Linked DNA regions of Mus musculus: region 1 is linked to region 2. Evidence: chromatin loops called from intact Hi-C (ENCODE). Cell type or tissue: left cerebral cortex. All regions are shown on one strand.

Region 1 (8,000 bases), 440 kb after region 2:
CTTGCAGACAGGAACCTAGTATAACTATCATCAGAGAGACTTCACCCAGCAACTGATGGAAACAAATGCAGAGATCCACAGTCAAACACTAGGCTGAGCTCGGGGAATCCTGAGAAAGAAGGGGAAGAAGGATTGTAGGGGCCAGAAGGGTCAAAGACATTACAAGAAAACCTACAGAATCTACTAACCTGAGCCCATAGGAGCTTACAGAATCTGAACCACCAACCAGAGACTATGCGTGGGACTGACCTAGGCCCTCTACACTTGTGTAACAGTTGTGTAGCTTGGTCTTCAAGTGGAACTCCTAACAGCAGGAACAGGGGCTGTCTCTGACTCTGTTAACCTGCCTTTGGGGCCCTTTCCTCTAACTGGGCTGCCTCTTCTAGCCTCAAAAGGAGAAGGTGTGCATAGTCCTAATGCAATGTGATATGCCAAGGAGTGTTGATATCAGTAGGGGAGGAGTGGATGGTATGGAGAAGGTGTGGGGGAAGGATTTGGAAGAGAGGAGGGAAGAGAAACTGTGGTCAGGATGTGAAGCTAAGTAATTAGTTAATTTAAAAATATAGCAGCAAGGAAAACAGCAGCAAAGGCCCACAACTTCTCTGAGACAGAAGCAGAAGCTGATATTCAGAGTTGGCACATGATATTATTTAAAATATTCATCCTAAAAAAAAAGCATAAAGCATGCTGCCAAGCCTAAAGGTAGGACCTATATGAGGCACAGGGTAGGGGAGACCAATAGAAACTGCCTTAGGAAAACCAGATGCCACACTTCACAATAGCTACAAGCTGGTTATCATAAATAGGTAGTCAAAGATCTAAAGGAAGTTATGGCTGAAATTTAAAATAAAGTATGAGAATAATGTCCAAATAATAGAAAATTGATACAATTAGAAATTGTAAGAGAAGAACCAAGTAGATAGAAATCAGGATTTGAGAAGTTGCTGTTGAGTGAATTTCTATTAGCACATATCAATTATATGTAGTAATGGGTTTCGTTATGAAAATTTCATGCATGTATATTGTGTATTTAGTCATATTTACCCCCTATAATAACCTTTTCTTGTCCCTCACTCATTCCACTAATCCTCTTCACCTTTCCACCCAACCCCTCCCCCATTGTCATATCTGCTTCTCATTGTGTTGATAGCATCAGGCATTCCAGAAGAGTTTGAGAAAGGGGAAAAGAAAAAGAACTGATAGACTATTTGAAAAAAAGAGGGACTAAAGACTCTCCAAAGTCGATGGGAAATGTAAGCCTGCATATCCAAGAAGCTTAAAAAAACAAAACAAAACAAAACAAACAAAAAAAAAACCACAAAAAAACTCTAAGCAGAATAAACTGATATATATTGACTTCAAATACATAAAGCCATAAAGCATATTCAAAAACAAATAGGTTCTTGAAAGCAAGATGATCTCTTGTGTACTGTCCAGAAGCATCACTTGTTAATAAAAAGCTGATTGGTCAATGAGCTGAGGCAGGAAATGGGAGGTGGGAGTTCTGGTAGGGAGAGAGGAACTCTGGGATACAATCAGGCATAGGAAGGGATTAGCCTTGAACTCTGAGGAGACAGATGCTTGAAACCGAGAAGAGGAAACCAGCCATGTGGCACTCATAGAATATGATAAATGGATTTATTAAGTTACGAGCTAGTCAGGGAACAAGTCCAAGCTTATGGCCTAGGCATTTATTCAAATATAATTAGGTCTTGGAGTCGTTATTTTGGTAACTGGAGCACAGTAGAAAAGCCCATGGTTACAGCATTAAAAACAACTCACATACAAGGGAAGCTCATAACGGCACCATCCATAATAGAAACAAATGTTTATGGATGGATACATGGATTTCTAAACTGTGGCATAGCCGTACAAAACCATATTGCTTATTCATAAAAAACAACAGAGCTCTGGTAGATGTTACAACATAGGTGAACCTTGGAAACACACTTAATAAAAGAGATCCAGTCACAAAAGACCAAATATTATATGATTTTGTTTCTACAAAATGTGAATAGCTGAATCCACAGAGACAGAAAGACCAGTGGTTGCCCAAGGTGGGTATCTGAAAGAAGGGAAACTGACAAAGGATACCAACCAACTAACCATCCAACCAACCAACCAACAAACAAACAAACAGCAGCTCTCTGAATAAGCAGTAATGACCAGTGTTCAATACTGAAAGTACAGTAAAAGCACTCCGTTAAGTACTTTTAAACAGTAAGATCTGTGAATGTGTAGTTTACCCAATAAAGCTTTTATTTAGAAATAATGAAGCAATCCACTTGGCAGATGCTTCAGGTGAGATACTGAAGAGGGGTTTGAGTTACCATAAAACTGCCCATCATGGCTGAAATTGAAGTGGTGTGCAGGGAGGGGGGTGAGACATTTAGTCCTAAAGAAATAGTTTAAGTAGCATGTAGGTGGCCAAAAAAGGTATCGGTTGGGCCTTCTCTTTGGAATCTTAGAGATTTTAGCTTTGTCCTGTTACATTATTCACTTAACCCTATTCAAATCTCCCTGCAACATTCCTCACCAACCCACCACCTGCCAAAATGTTCTGGATTATTGAATGAAAGACAGACAGACAGACAGACAGAGTCTTCTATTTTAACATGCCTTAAACAATATAATGGCAGAGCCACTCTCAAATTTCATCTAGTAGCCAAGGCCTACACTCTGATACTCCTGAATTATTGCTTACTAAAATTATTCAATCTTTGCTACCCAGATCCACTCTGTCTTCCGAAGCTCTTACATGGCTGGCACCCTTCTTCCATGGCTCTCAAACCCTGGCATGATGATTCCAAATCCTTTTCCTAGTTTCCTTGTCCAGAAAATCTAGTCTCATCTCTATCTCCCTGCCCAGCAACTTTATTTACAAATTAGAATCAGTTGGGGCAAGGACCCTTAGCAGCTAACACTCGGGATTCTCATGTAATTTGGGAACCCATAAGGCAAGCATTAAATCAAATCCACAACATTGTCCTCCAACCCAAGAAAGCAGAAAGGAAATGCCAATGAACGAGTGAGGTGTAGTTTATAGTTTACCTGGAACCCCTCATCATTATTTAAAAGAATAAAACCCTAAATTTTGCATTAAAATTCTAAACTCTAACCATTAGAAATCCTTGGCATATGTTTTGTTTCTTTGTAACACATCTGAAAACAGACAGCAACCTGACCTGTGTGCTCAGGGCATAGTTGAGCCCGTGCTTTGGGGATCATCTTCTTTGATAAATTCTGAGCCTTAGTAAATGTAATACTGACTTTAGAAGCCATTAAAATACTAACCCTAGCTCTCTCTGCTTCTCTAAATTTTCTTACTTGACTGCTGTTAAAGTATGATGTGGTGTGGGCTTAGGCGCCTTCACTGCCAAACACCACCCAAGCAATTGTCTTGTGGGCGTGTCCCAGCTGGAGAAACATACTCGCCTTAGAAAACTCAGCAGCTCACTAGTTTTTGATGAGACTGTGAAAACCATGGCAAATGACTTACTTGAGGTCTATGAGATACGGGGGGGGGGGGGGGGGGGGGGGGGAGGGGGATTTCAGTGTGGACCTCATCACCTGCATGATTGTGTTCTTAGTTTTATTTTATTTTATTTTATTTTATTTTAAGATATTGAGCTAGAACAGCTCAGATGCTCCAAGGGGAACGGGAGACTATGACTCAGGACCATACCTTGCACTCTCCTGCTTGTGGCTCTGGCAACCTGAATGTGCTGCTCTAGATCATAAAAAGCATCTTGTTCAGAGAGCAGAGTGTGGGTGGTGGGTGGCTCACAGCCACTGTGGGAGCCAGCGGGCAAGGATGGATTAGAGACTACTTTGAGATCTCAGGAAATGGAAACCTAAGGACTCAAGAATTGTTTCTTCTTCAACCAGAGCCACACAGTAGTAAGCATTCAAATAGTTTTAAACATATAGGTCACTGACTTAAGAGTTCTGTGGTCATCTGACATCGTGAAACTACTCAGTTGAAATTGTAGTTCACAGAGAGAGGGATCCAAAGGTGAGGAGCGGGGTGGACACTGAGATATCAGGTCAGAGCAGGAGGTGGGATTCAGAACCTGAAGAACCTCAGGTGCTTTCTAAAAGGAGTTTGGACACCATCTTGTCGACAACAGGACACGCTGCAAGATTTCCAACCCAAGTTCATGGAGGACAGAATTGCTTTTTAAAGGATCACTCGGGTTTGCAGCAATGAGAAGTGGGAAGGATATACAGGATCGGAGACCAGTTAGGGATGGTCATGGCTTGAGTGTAATCATAGCTAATAGTTCCATCCTGGCTTGAGGATTGCGGCTTTAAGGAATTGTCTCTGAGCAGGGGCTCGGGAGGCTCAGTAGTCTGCTCTGTTTGCCTGCTGCCTGTCTGCTTACTAGAAAATATGCCTATGATCAGATTTGGGTCTCAAATTTCAGAGAGACAAGTTTGGATGATGGTTATGAACTTTACAAGAAAAAAAAGAGGCAAGAAAGAGGAATAAAGAATAGAGAATATGTTACCTGAAACAGAAGCATCAAGAGATCACTGCACAAGCCTTTCATCCCAGCATCAGGGAGGCAGAAGCAGGGGGATCGCATTGAGTTCAAGGCCAGCGTGGTCTACAAAAGCTCCAGGACAGCCAGGGCTACACAGAGAAACCCTGTCTTGAATCTTCCACCCACCCCTAGAAAGGATCATTTGCAAACTTGTTTTGTAAGAACTGCTGTAAGATTAGTGCCAGAATTTTCAAGCTGTGTAACTTCTTCAGTGATTATATTTATCTTGAAATACATTGTAAAGAGCTTAGATACTAAATAAACAGTCTCCTAGTGATCTCATGCATATGCATCATGCCAAAGGGGTGAAGGGTGATTGAACCTCATGAAGCAAGCCCGTCAGAAATCTTGTTTGACCTTGTGTCTGGAACAGGAGCCAATCCTAACTTTATATCCTAGAGAACTCTAGATTTTCTGTGAAAAATGCTCACTCTATGGGGGTGGTGGAGGAGATCAGGGCTGGAAGCCAGTTTATCCAATCCCTGTCTGGAGCACGTGGGCAGATGTGAAAGTGGGAGCAATATTCATACCACACATTGGTTTCCTTGTGAACATGTTAATGCAAATTTGCAACCATGGCAACAAAACAGCTTTATTAAAACATAAAGTCTCCATGTTATTGCACTTAACACACAAACGTGCGTGCGTGCGCACACACAGACACACACACACACACACACACACACTCATGTCCCCAAACCCAAACTAAGCAAATGCAAACCCTCTGATTTCTTGCTAATAAGTAAAGTTAGCATTTTTTCTTGTTTACCCATTTCATTAGGAATATTTCATTAAAAGATTCCAATTATTCTATAACCCTTTGTAGTTCAAAGGAAATCATTTTAGAGAAGTAATCTGGGTTTGAAGAGGATGACAATCCAAACAAGAAATGAAGAGATGGCTTTAGAGGTTTCTTATTTTGGCACTGAATAAAGTCAGAGAGAATGGGGGCAGAGTGTTAGGACTGCCAGAGGAAAAACAGAGGGGAGAGAAGAAAGAATCCTTGTGAAGATGTCAGGACTCTGTAGCCAGGGCTAGGACTGAGGATCCATGGTGATCACAGAGGGATGAGGGCAGATACTTTTTACCACTTACTTTTATATTTTGTTACTTAATGGATTTTGTTACATTCATTTTGATATTTTTAAAGAAAAATCTATTTAGCTCAATATATTTCCTGAGCTCTTTAAAATTGGTATCTGATATTTCAGTTTACCCAGTTAACCTGCCTTATTAAGGATAGAGATTTACAAAGAAAGAAAAAGATACATAGATTACACTAGAAATTCTGATTACATTTTGAGTTCAGCTTGGGAGGTGAGGAAATGTTCTCTAGGCTTACAGACCCCAGCGGCACCCCTGTAGCCAGGGGCATGTGAAGGGCTGGAAGAGCTGGGGCATTCCTCAGTCTCAGGGGGGCAGAGCACCTTCATGATCTCTTCCTCTGAGGGCTTCGACCAGTTCTTGGGTGTAGATAGTTTGGTTACAGACCTCAGTAAAACTTTCTTACGTTGTCTATGCTTTGGCTTGAGTGAGTATTTGGGATCTGTGGGTTTATAACTTTCATCAAATTAAGAAAATAATCTAAGCTGTCTCTTGAAATATTTCTTTGCTCCCCCTCCCTTGTTTCCCCTCAAGAGTTTTGTTTCTCCGATAACGTGTGTATTGAACCACTTGAAGGTCTTAGGTGCTCTGTCTTTCTGTCTGTCTGTCTGTCTGTCTTTCCCCGCCCCCCAATACTGGTTTCGTTAGAGATCGGTTATATTGCTGTGCTTTCAAGTTCACTAATTCTATTTTATTTATCAATAACCCACTGTTTATCATAAATTTCTGGCACTTAATCAAAGGAAGTTCTAGTTGGGTCACTTTAAATATAGTTCATTAACAAGTTTACAGTTCCTTTCACGGTCTTGAACATTTGGAATATAACAAGAATGACTGTTCTTGTCTACAATTCTAACATCTTTGATAATGTTTTGTTGTTATGTTTTTTTCTACTTCTTTATACTTTCTTGCACGCGCTCGACTGGCCAGGAGGAACGATGCTGCAACAGGATCCTTCCGCACACGTTTATTAGGAGAGCTTGATTGCAGAGGCAAAGAGACCCAAGCCCAGAACTGGTGCTGCTTATATAGGCCTAGGAGAGGCGTTCTCTCTCATCTGATTGGTTAACTTGTCTCTCATCTGATTGGTTAACTTTGGTCAATTCTCAAAACCTCATCTTGGCAAAAGAACCTTTACTGCCTATATATGTGTGGTGGCCAGCAATAGCCAACTGCCACTCTGCAACTGCCACTCTGCAACTGCCACTCTGTAACTGCCACTCTGTAACTGCCACTCTGCAACGGCTCCCCACAATACTTAGTAATCTTGGATTAGATAGCAGTTGGAAAATTTTCCTTGTTGTCCGGTGGTTATTTTCGTATTCTCATAAATATTTTAGTGTTGGTTCTAGTATGCAGAATTCTGGAAACAGTGTGGTGCTTCTAGACTGCATATTAAAGCTTTGTGAGTTAAATTTAGACCAGCATTTACTTTGGGGCTAGTTTTTTCCCCTCACTACAGATTCTGTATTCATCGAGCTATGAGAACAGGAGGTTTTCCATTCTGGCAGATGGGGACGTGAGCCACTTCCCACCCATGTGAGCAAGAAGCATTCCTTCCTCTAACCCTACATTAGCCTCAGGTGGGTGTCCTCCCTCTGAATCCTACTCAGACACTGGCTGGAGATTTAACCAGACTCCTTCATACTTTCAGTTGTCTGTGCAGCTGGGCCCTCTCTAATAGTCTGGCCTGAGAACTCTGTCTTCTTGTCTGATAATTCCTGTTCCATCTCCTCAACTCAAGGAGACCTCCTCTCTGTGTCTTGGAAGAAACATTTCGGACAGAAGGCTGGGACAAATTAAAGAGCTCAAATCACTTGATTCACTCTCATGGTGTCAAACAACCATCGTTTATCTTTTTCCATCCAACTTTTTATTGATCCTTTGTGAGTTTCACATCATGCATCCCAGTCCCACTCATTTCCCCATTCCCTCGTTTCTGCCCTCTCCCATTGCAACTGTGCCCACTCACCCCAAAATAAAATAAAAACCAACCAACTAAACAAACAACCCCAAACAAAAATGAAACAAAGCATAGAAAACATCTCATTGTAAAGCTAAAGTGTGTCCCAGTGTGTCCTAGAGTATACCCCTCTGTCCACATGTCTTCACTTGCAAATGGTCACTGCAATGAGTCATTGGTCTGGTCCAAGGCCTCTGGCTTCTGCTACCCATCAGTACTGGATCCTTACTGGGACTCCTCCCAGTTATCCTGTTGTTGTCCTGACCCTTTCACATGCTCCATCTATTCACAGATGATGTCGATTTTGGATCTGGGCCTGGATGGTAGCTAAGCTGGTCAGCCCTCCAGTTCTCCAGCACTGGGATCACCAGGACGAGCGAATCATC
Region 2 (8,000 bases):
CAAATTACTGTTTAGAAGGAATATACAATATTAAAATCATGAGTAATACGTGAGATTGTGAGATTGGTATTATTCTTGGTATTAATCTGCATGATTTTCACCTAATTCAGGTGATACTGAGCCTCTCTCTTTACATCTCTCAAACTCTCCCCCTGCAGTCTCCCACCACAGGGCTCACAAAAAGGCTTGCTATGTAGCCCAAGCTGGTCTTGAATCGTCAATTCTCCTGTCTCCCAGCCTTTTTAGTATTGGGATTACAGATGTGTACCACTATGCCTGGTTTTATTAACCACCTCTATATTTATTATTTATACAAGTTCCTGTACACATTCTTTTCTCTTCAACACTGGATAGTTATCTTTCTCTCAGCCCCCTTTTAGGCAGCAGCTCATGTTATTCACTCTAATTTCAATCTCCTGTGATAAAGTAATTTTCCTGCCTCATCCTGCCTTGTTGCTGGGATCCCCAGTGTGGGCCCCATGCCTGGCTTTTGTCTTGTTGGTTTGTAAGACTTCCTTATTGTTCACATCTTACAAATATGAACTCTTTGCCACACCCAACTTTCCCCCCAGATTTTCATTTTAACTATTGTGCTATCTCTAAGTATATAGAAGCCTACATATTGTATTTTCCCTTAAAAATGGGGACATTGAGAGGCTGCAGACATGGCTCAGTGGTTAAGAGCACTGGCTGTTCTTCAGAGGACCTGGTTTTAATTCCCAGGACCCACATGACAGCTCATAACTGTCTGTAACTTCAGTTCCAGGGGATCTAACACCCTTGTACAAATATATATGCAGACCAAATACCAATGCACATCTAGTAAAAATAAATAAATCATTAGAAACTTCATTGAAATTCCAATGTTAGGGCTAGAGTGCTGACTCAGCAGTTAAGAACACTGTCTGCTCTTCTAGATGTCCTGAGTTAGATTCCCAGCAACCACAAGGTGGCTCACAACCATCTGTAATGGGATCTGATGCACTCTTCTGGCCTGCAGACATACATGCAGATAGAGCACACACACACACACACACACACACACACACACACAAATAAATCTTTAAAAAAAGAGAAAGAAATCCCAGTGCGATATACTCATGCTTCTTTTTATAATTATAAAACTTTAAAAATTTAAAGTTATGTGGTATTTGTTCTTGTATTATAATCTAACTTATTTTTTTTCAGGCTTTCATGTAATAATTCTAGCATTTTTATTTCCCCCTGACTTGTGGTGGTACTGGTTGCTAGTGATGTGGTTCAGATGGTAGAATGCTTGTCCAGTATGCATGTGGCCCTGGGCTCAGCCCCTACTACTGCACAAACTGGGTGTGATGGCCTATGCCTGTAATTCCAGCATCTTTATGTTTTCAAGGGTTGTTTCCTGGCCTTTTACTCTACTATTCTCAGAACCTTACGTCTTTCCCTCCTATTTCTGACCCCTCTTTTATTTTTATTAATAATCTCCATACATGTTGACAAGTCCCAAAAAATGTGTTAGGATTGTTGTCTCGTGGCACTTTGCTGTAGTGGAATATGGAGTTAAGTTTGGGATTCATATTTTAAGGATGTTTGACAAGAGGAAAAACTGAGAGATAGGGCTTGAATTTATTGCAATGTTCTGTGTTATTCATCCACAGCACATTGAATTGGAGCTTGCTTGCATTTACAGAGTTTAAGTCCATTGTCACTGTGGTGGGAAGCATGGTGGTATGCAGGCAGGAAGATAGACATGGTGCTGAAGAAGAAGCTGAGAGTTCCACAACCAAATCCCAAGACAGCAGAAAGAGATTCCGGGTCTCTCTTGGGCTTTTGAAACCTCAATGCCCACCTCAGTGACATCCTCCAACAAGGCCACACCTACTTCAACAAGGCTACACCTCCTAATCCCAGTCAAGTAGTGCCACACCCTACAAGCAAGTGTTCAAATATTTGAACCTATGAGGGTCACTCCTAGTCAAACCACCACACTCTGTAAACACGCAAAGGCTCTTTTGTTGAATGGGTCTAGCCTTCCCTCCTCTTATAAGAGGTTACATAATGTGTGATCAGTAGGCATTACTAGTGTCTACACTCGAAGGATGGCATTTATAGAGCTAAAATATTGGAAGTTTGACAACATGGCATAACGGAAAAGAAAAACATTTTTAAAAGGTCAAACCAATATGTAAGTCCTAAGTCCACAATCTCTAAATATATTTTTGTGTTCCCTTGGTTTTTCTGTCTATAAATGGAAACTATAAAGCCACCTTGGCAATATTAATGGGAATTGACTCTTGTGAAATACTAACTGAAATCTGACATAGAGTACTTGATTATTTTTAATATTACTATTACTTATCCTTTTTTGTAAGATATTTCTGTGAAGGTGGAAATGATATTATGAACAAGGTTTTCTGAAAAGGACTGTACCTTTCATTGAAACTCCTGCAAGATTGGATAAGAATGTCAGTGACGTGGAGGGACCTGAATGTTACACATCCAGAGATAGATTGTTCTCGGGAATTTTGTTTGTTTGCTTGTTTTCAAAACAGGTTTCACAGTGTAGCCCTGGCTGTCATGGAACTATCTCTGTAGACCAGGCTGGCCTCCAACTCACAGAGATCCATCTGCCTTTGCCTCCAGAACACTGGGATTGAAGGTATACACCATCACTGTCCAGCTAACATTATTTTATTTAAAGTTTTCTTGCCCCAGAGGCTTGCTTTTATTCAAATGGAGTTCACATTAAATAAGTACTTTTATCTTGTTACTTTTTGATGGCTTAAATGGATTTGTCTTACCATAACAGTTTATCTGAAAAACTTTAAAACTCAATAGATTTCAATTATGCTCATCAGCTTAAAGAAGTATGGGCAATTAGTGATAGTTTTCAAGAGGTACACAATATGGTCCTGGACCTTAATTCATAGTTTTTTGTGCTTGTTTTCTTTCTTTTTAGAAAATCCTTCTTAGTGGCAACAAAAATGTATGCCTACATCCTTGGGCCCTCAGACTTCCGAGTTTTAAAGACAGCATGAAAATAGCCAAGTTCTCTACCACTGAGCTACAATCCTAGTTCTGATTCCTTAAAGAGCCAAAGAAGCTGTCCCAAATTAGAGAGAGCATTCCAGTTTTCCCTTGGCGATTTGGTGAATCCTCTCTCAGGAAATTTGTTTTGCTAGGCAGCATTTGAAAGAATGCTAGTCAGGAAAAAGTATAGCAGGGAAGGATCCTGTCTGCTTTCAAGGTATCTAGTAGATTTGAAGGGAACCTTGAATAGAAGCTGCATCTGGTGGTGAAAGAAAAGTGGAAGAAATCTATATTTGTAGAGACGGGCTGGCTGGCTGATTAGAATTCCTGCACTGTGGAAACGCTGGGATAGTGCAGGTCCGGAGGCTAATTCTCTTATCATGGGCTAAGTCCTGGCTTTCCGGAGAGACATTCCTTGCAAACAACTCTCCCCTGCCATGTTGGAACTAACATCTTGTGACAACAGATAAAAAGAGACCTTTTAACATTTATTAACTCAGCAGGCAACTAGCTTCAACCAATCTAAAAGATGAGCTTGTTGAAAGGCCCCTCTGATTTTGATGTATCTGCTTCTCTGATGTACCCACCAGTGTATTTTAAAATTGCTTCCATTTACAACTTTTATTCTGTAAAACTACAAAAACATGATGAAACTCTTTCCACGCTGGAACATGGAATTTGAGGTAGCCTAAAGTCTGTGTTTCCTGGCCAAAGTCACTCAAATGGCTCCAGAATAAACCCTCCCCTATTTCCTTTAAGATGAAAACTACAATTTTTACATTAACAAACTTTTAAAAACATTTTCTTGTTTATGTGTGTGTTTCTATCTGAGTGTATGGCACATGAGTGCAGGTACCAGTGAATGACAAGTCAGGGTGTTGTATCTCCTGCAGTGATTGTGAACAGCATGACACGGATGTTGGGAGCCAAACTCTGATCCGCTGGAAGAACAGTGTGTGCTCTCACGGCTGAACCATCTCTCCAGACCCATCAACACAGTTTTTTGATTTACTGGTTTGTATAAGAGTCTGATCTGATGTTTGTTTTCTTCACCTGTTTGTACCTCATTTCCTGAAACAAGTGCATGTGTCTATACATAACTATCCCCCTCCACACACTTTAGGCTTCTCTTCTTTTTCCACACATAGTTAAACTCAGCTACAAACCCCAGCTCTCCCTTTTGTTTTTAACAAGCTTCTCACACTTAGAACATTCACACTAAGACAGGTGTTTAAAGTGCTGAACAATAGATCCAGGTGGACCACATCATCATTTAAAAATACTGTTTTAGGCTCTGCGGCAAAAGCTCACGCATATTGGTAATGTATTTATCATAAAGCCAACGTAACAACACAGGGTTTACTCCACAAATATGTGAGCGAGTGCATTTGATTTTTTTCTAGGAATGTATAATCGTTCCCTCATCATCTGAAATTTGATCACAGGAGGCCAAGTGACAGCAAGAGCAATAAAAGTTGAAACCACAAATCCTAAACTCTAAACCCCTCTAAGATGGTGGGTGCCCTTTGGGTTTCCACAGAACTAACAAAGATTGTGGTCTTGATATCACAGAAGGTGTCAGTTTTATTTATTTTTTTCAAGTTTCACGGTGTGGGCCAATCATATTTATGAAAAAAGATTAGATATCTGGATAACAAGACCAGGATGAACGTCCTTGAATTTGTAGTACTTAATCTGAAAAAAACGCACGTTTGTCATTGTTCGTTTAATCTTATTCATGCTACAACCATGTGAATAAATAAAATAGTACCAGCAAAACCACCATCGAAATTTTAAAAAAAGTGAAGTGAGGAGGAGGCCCAGGCTGGGCAACCACAGCATGTGGCTGTAATTCCAGTCAGCCCGGTCTATACAGGAGACCATGCCAAGAAGAAAGAGAGGACAGGACAGGGGACGGAAGGGAGTGAATGAATGAATGAATGAATGAACGAACGAATAGGTTTGGGACTAGGTAACTGCAATTTGTAAAGAAGCCGATGAGGTTCAAGGTGGTATTTAGAGCTGCCTGGAAGTTCAGTGGCTCTGCCTGTTCGGATGAGGTGTTATCTTTCACAGAGCTTGTGAAGACACTGTGTCCTCTCCCTAGGCGAGCTTCCTCAGGCAGATGACCTCCGCAGGGTTCCGGCCCCGGGTGAAGTGCAGAGGTGAAGATGGGGGGCGGCGGCGTGAAGCAGCAGGGAGCAGAGGTGCATTCCCGCCCGGCTAACAAAGGCTGCTGAGGACTCCCAGACCCAGGAAGGCCGCGCGGGGCCGAAGGGTTAACCCAGAGCCCCGCTCCCGCGCGCATCCCGGCCCCCGCCCTCCCGTCGCTAGGAGACGCCGGAAGTGGGGGAGGGGCGGCGCGGGTGGGAATCTTTTTCGGGCGCTGGGGGCGGGTGGAGGGGAGCGCGCGTGCGCGCGCCCGTCGCCGCGGTGACCGTCCTCGCGGCCCGTCGGCTCGCGCCCCGCCTCCATTCCCCTCCGCCCCCTCCCTCGTCGCGCGCCGTAGGGTGTGTGTGGGGGGGTAGCCGCTCGCTCCTCCCGATTCCCGCCGCGTCCGCCGCTGCTCCTCCTCTCCCGGGCGTCGCGGCCGCTGCCTCTGCGGGCTGTATGAGGAGGAGTAGGAGGAGGAGGAGGAGGAAGAGAAGGATGTGAAGATGGCGGAGCTGCAGATGCTGCTGGAAGAGGAAATCCCGGGGGGCCGCCGGGCTCTCTTCGACAGCTACACGAATCTGGAGCGGGTGGCCGACTACTGCGAGAATAACTACATCCAGGTGCGATGCGACGCGGCCCCTCGCGCGGCTCGGCGCGGCAGGACGCGGGCTGTGAGGGGCGCGCGGGGCGATGGCGAGCGGGGGAGGCCGCGCGGTGCTCGGTCCAGGGAGCCGCGCCGGGGTAGGGACAGGGCGAGGGCGGCGGCTGCAGGGAGCGAGGGTCGCCACCAGGCCCCAGCAGCCCCGTGCGAGTGACCGGTGCGGTGCCGTGCGGTGCGTGGCGTCCCGCCCCCTCGCCTCTGCCCCGTCGCCCCCGCAGTCCTCTCCTGTCAGTGTTCCGGATGGCGGGGGAGGTGGCGAGTGGCGTTTTCTGTCTAACGGGATCTTGCTCGATGGCAGGCTTGTGTGACAGAGGGATAGGTTACCCCCTGCCCAAATTCCGAGGGACCCCCTTTTTATTAAGGGGTCCTTTTTCTGCAAAGTGAAATGCCTCACTTCTCCATTCCTGCGAATGTACCCTGAAGACAAAACAAAAATTCTTAACCCTTAAGTTTAAACATTTTTAAAATGTAAAAGGGGCATGGTGGAACGGCTGTCTCTTATTGCAAGTTAATACCATTTTTTTTTTCTCCTCCCTGTGGAGAATGGGAAACTGATAATGAGCTGCCTTTCCTTCTCAGGTCTCGTTAGAATAGGTAATTTTCCTTTGGGGAAAAAAGAACTATGACTATTTTCACAAAGAATTAGGGAAACGAACCACATGGTTTAGTTTTTTTCCCATGATGATTGGTTTGGCCCAGGGACTTCAGTGTATGTGTGTGTAGGAAGGTGAGAAGTGTGTGTGGGGCGGGGCATTGGTGAGATGAGAACCAGCTGGTCATGGGATAAATGTAAAAATTTTGTGAAGCAACACTTTAAAAATTAACTCATGGTATGCAAATCCAGTATCTCTTGTTTTCCGTAGGGCTTATACTGAATTACAGGTTGTGTCTACATTTTTTTTACTCCCGTTTAAATTCTTTGGATAAAATGGAATGGAAGCGTGATGCTTAAACTGTTAGCTGTATTTTAATGTTCTTGTCCCTACTCCCGTCCCTGCAGATATCCTTAACAGCAGTTGTATTGAAAACATTCTCAAATCTGAGTATGAATTGGAAAAAAAAAAAAAACCCCAAAAAACCAAAACAAAAAAACCCAGATGCTGCAATTTATAGGATCTTAAGTTTTTTGAGGACCACATTGTTAGTCAAAGACAATGTGCTTAGATTTTATTTGGTTATACACACACTGAACTCTACTATTATGTTGTAAACATTTGTATTGAGAATGAATCAGACATAATTGAATCTTCTCCCCTAAAAAGAAGTGGTGGAAAGTGTGTGTTCAGTAGGAAGAGTGTGTGTGTCTTTGGTCAAAGATTGATCAAAATTCCCCACAAATGTCTGTCAGATACTTTACAAATACAGAGCTATGTAGGAAGCATTCAAAGGTTTTACTGCAGGCTGGAGAGATGGCTCAATGGTTTAGAGCACTGACTGCTCTTCCAGAGGTCCTGAGTTAAGTTTCCAGCAACCACATGGTGGCTCACAACCATCTGTAATGGGATCTGATGCCCTCTTCTGGTGTGTCTGAAGACAGCTACAGTGTACTCATATACATAAAATACATCTTAATCAAAACAAAACAAAGATTTTTATTGCTTATCCTGAACTCTTCTGGGGTTTATAATATAGTTCAAGAGACCGATCTGTGAGCAAATTAAATAGCAATACCATGTACCATCAGCCCTTCTTGTGGGAGGAGGAAATAGTCTTCCTTCTTCTTGTCATTCCCAAACAGTGTAACAACTACTTAACGTGCCATGTACATTTTATTATATAGTATAAATAATGTACAGATTTGAACTCTAGGGGAGGATGTGTGATAGATTGAATGTAAATTTTATGCCATTTTATGTAAAGGACTTCAGTATCCAAGGATGGGGTTGGAGTGGGGATTGGGGTGGGGTGGGAGTGTGTCCTAGAACTAATTCCTATTGGATACTGTGCGACGAGCTAAGTATAGTTAATTTATACTTTGTAGGGAATTGTGGGTAGAAAGGTGATGCTTATTTTCAGGGCGTCACAGCTGCTTGGAGAGGCAAAACCTAAAAGACCCAAAGTGCTAATTGTGTTCCCTTGTGTAACATAGTATGGGAAAGTCTTATCTGTCAGAAGAGAAATTGGGGAGTGGAAAAGTGATTAGATTGCAATTGCAGCCAGCTAATAAGAAAAA

Evidence for each region. Peaks named below come from ENCODE experiments on the same cell type or tissue, not always from the same donor. Only the 100,000 strongest peaks of a DNase experiment are listed, where the experiment ranks them.
Region 1: it touches region 2 in a loop (8-fold over the local background); 3 of 42 quality-filtered maps call a loop at or near these places.

The regions. Positions count from the first base shown.
Region 1 is chr1:60,842,126-60,850,125 of GRCm38, forward strand. No RefSeq gene overlaps it. Among named protein-coding and RNA genes, the nearest start is that of Gm38137, 18 kb to the right of the region's middle. In left cerebral cortex, no CTCF peak of the experiment used is centred here; DNase peaks (open chromatin) are centred at 3,410, 3,746, 4,996 and 7,179; H3K27ac peaks cover 4,500 bases.
Region 2 is chr1:60,404,134-60,412,133 of GRCm38, forward strand. It overlaps Abi2 (abl-interactor 2), which reads left to right and starts at 5,486. Exons shown (of 12, transcript NM_001198570.1): 1 at 5,486-5,786. The coding sequence starts at 5,670. In left cerebral cortex, CTCF peaks have their summits at 942 and 7,375 (motif pointing left); DNase peaks (open chromatin) are centred at 950, 3,297, 4,012, 5,468 and 2 more places; H3K4me3 peaks cover 3,181 bases; H3K27ac peaks cover 3,114 bases.